Regions from separate parts of the Homo sapiens genome. Here region 2 is linked to region 1. A link is a loop called in an ENCODE intact Hi-C map of the cell type or tissue named here. Cell type or tissue: PC-3. All regions are shown on one strand. Region 1 has its middle 50 kb from the start of TMEM144. Region 2 has its middle 110 kb from the start of RXFP1.

Evidence for each region. Hi-C counts contacts between places; a loop is a spot of excess contacts. Peaks named below come from ENCODE experiments on the same cell type or tissue, not always from the same donor. Only the 100,000 strongest peaks of a DNase experiment are listed, where the experiment ranks them.
Region 2: it touches region 1 in a loop (8-fold over the local background); 4 of 110 quality-filtered maps call a loop at or near these places.

The regions. Positions count from the first base shown.
Region 1 is chr4:158,259,079-158,261,578 of GRCh38, forward strand. No RefSeq gene overlaps it. Among named protein-coding and RNA genes, the nearest start is that of TMEM144, 50 kb to the left of the region's middle. In PC-3, a CTCF peak has its summit at 1,090 (motif pointing right); no DNase peak of the experiment used is centred here.
Region 2 is chr4:158,409,090-158,411,589 of GRCh38, forward strand. No RefSeq gene overlaps it. Among named protein-coding and RNA genes, the nearest start is that of RXFP1, 110 kb to the right of the region's middle. In PC-3, a CTCF peak has its summit at 1,362; no DNase peak of the experiment used is centred here.

The sequences.
Region 1 (2,500 bases):
TTTAGGTTTCACACTGAAAGAAGCAGTTTGAGAAACTGCTTAATTAAAAGACATTCAAATTCAAGACAATTTACACTTTCACTCTGTAATCATTTTCATAATAGCTCACATCCAATTAATACAGTGGATAAAACTTAAAAAGTTTAATGGGAAACCCTTTTAAATACTCTTTAGTTGTCAGAAAGAACAAAGGTAAAACTTGTAATTCCTGTCACATCTTCCTCGGTTCAAAGAGTATTTTACAGTTAGAATAAAAAAAGGAGCCAAATAAAATTACTTAGGTTTTTCTTTTTTTCTTGTTTTTTTTCTTTGAGGCTCAAGGAGTACATTCACAAAAATAAATTATATTGGCTCCCATATGAAATTATCAGGGATGACATTAAAACTAAGCAGCCAAGGAAAACATGTTGGTGCAGGCTTTAGTTTTTCTCTAAATAGAAAAATTAATATTCTAAGTAATTTTGAAATTTAAAATATTAAATTTATTAAAGCTGTAATGAATTATACATTGCTCCCTTAAGGAAAAAAAAAAATATCAGTACCTGTAAGATGTATCTGACATTCACAAACAGTAACCACCCAAAAACACCAGGTTTGGTTGCTGGATTAAGATTCTAAAATCTGATATTCTGATTTTAGAATCTTAATCTTAATAATGTATGTCTCTGTGTTCCTAAAATTTTTATTTTAAAGTGCATGACACAATACATCATGAAATAATTCATAGACTACTTTCTTAAAATTTAAGTAGTTTAAGAAATCCAGGAAAATATTCTTTCCTATTATTTTTGCATAAATTATAGCATAAATGAATATCCACATCCTACGTATATAATTAGTACCATGAAATACAACTTGCTATGTATAGTCCCTGCCACATGTTAGGAAAGTTTATGCGAATTGGGACCTCTCCACAGAAGAGTCATTCAACTTTAATAACTAGGGGAAATGTTGGAGTTAGGTAGTTGGTTAAAATGGAATCTTCACACAAAATGAGGTATCTGGTTGTCTTACCTTTAGTTATTACTGTATATTAATCTTCATTTAATTCATCTGTAAATACATTTTCAAATTTGACCACCAGAGGGAAGTATAGGGTTAATTATGATAGTCTGTGGTGGTCTATGTTATAAAATGTAAACTTTTTTTAAGTTTGGGCTCTGTCTCTCCCTCTCCTTCCCTCCTTCCCTTCTTCTCTCTCTCCTGTATCTCTGCTCTCAAATGACCATATTTTGCCATTTATAGATTCTTAAAAGCTGAACTATAAAAAAAGAAACCTATCTTCTATTTCCCATGCTATCAGTCTAATTGTCAATGTGATGTCTGCTTTTCAGTCATCGAGTTTTCATCACTCTTTTGCTTTATTATTATATTTGGCTTTTATAATTTCCTAGAAGTTGAAGACATCACAAAACAATTCAATTTTTAGACTTATTTAAACAGAAGAGTCTGTTCTTGCCCTAGAATATTCAGGACGTAGAAGAAGGCTCACAGCCAGTGCTACCAACATTAATGAGTGCTGCTGAATAAATATTAAGCTAGAAGGCACATTTTTCTCTGACCTAAAAACAAAGACATCATCACTAAATGATTAGGCTGAATGGCCTCAGGTTTCTCTAAGATGCTCTAGTAATTCTTTGGCTTCGTTAGACTTTTTAGGTCACAGAGACCTGGAACTATTTGCCCTGTTATTTTTGAAGACTTTTTGCAAGCACGAGGCAGAAATGTTTTCTCAATAGCCTACTATGTCAATCATTTGTTGTAATTGGATGTTCACTGAATATGGATTCTTACAGCATTTGCCATCACTTGTAGACTGAATTGAGGAAGATGCGTTCCTATTTCCTGAGCACAGAATGATGTTTCACTACGGTAAAAGTTTGACATAAAGTGGGATAGCACATGAGCCTGTTGTTTATTTCAGCTCTGAAATGCCTAATGGAAAATCACTATGAGACAAATTCCACAAAAATAGGAAAATTGGACATGTCTAACATGCTCAAATCATAAGCTGAGATATTTTGCAGAATTTTTATTTCTCTCTATTTACACACTAAAGGTCATTTAGAATCCTGTCACCTCACTTACATCATCTTACTCATGATGCTTCTTATTGAGGATCTCAAGTCTGAAATTCAAATATTATGTATGTGCTGTATTGGTAATAAAATCATCAACTTTAATATGGGAATGTGACATACTAAATATGAGGTCAGGAAATATATAAAACTAAATCTCACAATATATTTTAATATATTTTGTGTATTTTATGAGGAGTAGAGAGATGGGAAAGCAACTTGGTATTGGACACTTTCATATGAGGGATTTTTTTTGCAAACACCAAAGACTCTACATGCTGTACTATTTTATGTAAATATGTACCTTTTCTATGGCTATTGCAAAAATTCTAAATACCTAATCATTGCTTATCTTCGATGCTTTGTAAGACTGATTTACCTCCTGAAAAGATGATTCAAGATCATAAATAAAAGGAAGAAAA
Region 2 (2,500 bases), 150 kb after region 1:
AATATAGATGAGTTCCCTGGTGATATGGTTTGGCTGTATGCCCACCAAAATCTCAACTTGAGTTGTATCTCCTAGAATTCCCACAGGTTGTGGGAGGGACCCAGGTGGAGGTGATTGAATCATGGGGGCCAGTCTCTCCCGTGCTATTCTCGTGATAGTGAATAAGTCTCATGAGATCTGATAGGTGTATCAGGGGTTTCCGCTTTTGCTTCTTTCTCATTTTCTCTTGCCAGCGCTGTGTAAGAAGAGCCTTTCACCTCCCGCCATGATTCTGAGGCCTCGCCAGCCATGTGGAACTGTAAGTCCAATTAAACCTTTTTTTGTTCCCAGTTTCGGGAATGTCTTTATCAGCAGTGTGAAAACGGACTAATACACCTGGTTTAACGACAACACAGATTGAAAATCATTTGAGTCTCAACGACCATGAGCTTAATTACAAAATTATTTTGGCATTGTTTTTGAAGAAAGGAAAATAAATGTTCCACTCAGCATTCTCTGAACTACATTATAAAAGTTTTAGTTTGGCACATTGAGAACATATGTTCATTTATTATTTTATTGATCCTTGCCTGTTCAAGAATACGAAATTGTCCTCAAATACTTTTAATTTTTATTTATTTTTGAGAGAAGGTCTCACTCTGTCACCCAGGCTGGAGTGCAGTGGTGCCATCATAGCTCACTGCAATCACCAACTCCTGAGCTCAAGTGATCCTCCCACCTCAGCCTCCCAAAGTACTGAGATTACAGGCATGAGCCACCACGCCTGTCTTTCCTCAAATATTTTTAATATATTAACTGAATTCCCTTTATAACCTTAGGCGAAATCACTAACTTTCTCAAGAGCTTATTTATGTATGTTTAAATTCAAGTCAACAAACATTCGTTGAATACTAAATATGTTAGGGTAGGGGTGTATCGTGTTAGGGTACAAGGGGCTTCACTCATGATTTCTGTCTTTGAAGAGATTTGCTTTCTATTAGGAAGAACAAAATGACTTACTATAAAACACCGTGAGAGGAAACCCATAAAAAGTGTTAATGTGCAAGAATTCAAATGAGAAATTGTCTCCAGTTGGAATGACCAGGTGGAGTTTAGAATTGGTAATGGAAATAAATCCTCAAAGGATGGATACGAATTCTTCTATCATTAATGAAGAGAAAAAAGTATTTCTGGTGAAAAGCACAGGTTGGACAAAGAATGGAGTCCAGAAAGTTAGAGAAATAGAGGTCCATGGGAAACAAGATGAGTGAGACCGGATTTGGACAGGGAGCAGAGTCCCCATGATTGTTGTGGAATCACTTGTCACAGGAGTTCAGTCTTAATTGTAGGAGGAGCTGGGAAAATGAAGATCCAGAAGAGGGAGTTGGAGGATCAGAAAAGACACTCGGCAGTCCTTTTAAGAACCCATGTCCAGCACAGCAAATGAGACTGGGAAGCGGAGTTCATAGGGAGGTATATAGACAGCTGTTGTTAATGTGAAGCTAGCACATCTGAGAGTGCACAAACATCTGGAGGCTGCCCAGAGGCTGATGTTGGTCAACAGGACCAACAGTTGAGGAGCTAGATACAAATCAGAAGAGAGCCAGAGCAAGTGGGAACCCGCTAGGCACCTCTACATGTTTTCATTACCTTCTACGACTAAAACCACCTTTAGAGAGTAATGGCCACTACTTCACTTTTGCTTTTTGATTCTCACCTGAGTTCTTCATAAGCCACACAGGGCAACTTATCCTGGGAAATATAGTGCCCAACTTAAATGAGTCAACGCGAACAAGCACCACACAAGTTGTCCTGATTAAGAGATATAAGATGCATATGTGAATGTGCTGAAGGTCAGTTTGGTTAAGGTATCAGGGAACATGAGAGTGACCATGATTTCCATGGTGTGAAGTTGATTCTTAATCAAGGGAATCATCTCTAGTGAGGTGAGAGTGAGGTTTATTTTTGCAGGTTCAGGATGAAAAGCCTGAGACTGATCCAAAATTATCCAGTCCAGCATAAGAAAATATTCCTTGACAGGATGCCCTAATCCATGCAGCCATGAGAGGGTTTTATTTAGATGAGAGAGAGAGCTCTATAGCAGTGCCTTCCAACTCCTGTGTCAAAGCAAGCCATTGTACTGGTATATGGAAAAGGGTTCAGGTATGCTGAGATATTCATCCTCCAAGCCTGCAGGGCAGCATGGTCGCAGTCAGAGCTCCTAGACCAGCTGCCTTGGGCAATGAGCATTTCTGTCCAGGGCTGAAGGCAGTGAGCATACTGGGCTACATTTATTTCTTGCTGCTTCCCCACCATTCACTCAGCACAGTGTGTGGTACTCTAGCACCTGGGCATCTCTTCCAGTAGCCATCTGCAGCATGAATTGCTATTCATAATGGACAAGGTGCCTGCAGAGCTGCTGAAGGAGTGCATGTTCCAGATGCCCAAGGAGCTCAGCAGGCAGCCGTAAGTATACTAGCAGGAGGTAAGAATGGCAGGAGGCCAGGGAGACTGTTTTTGG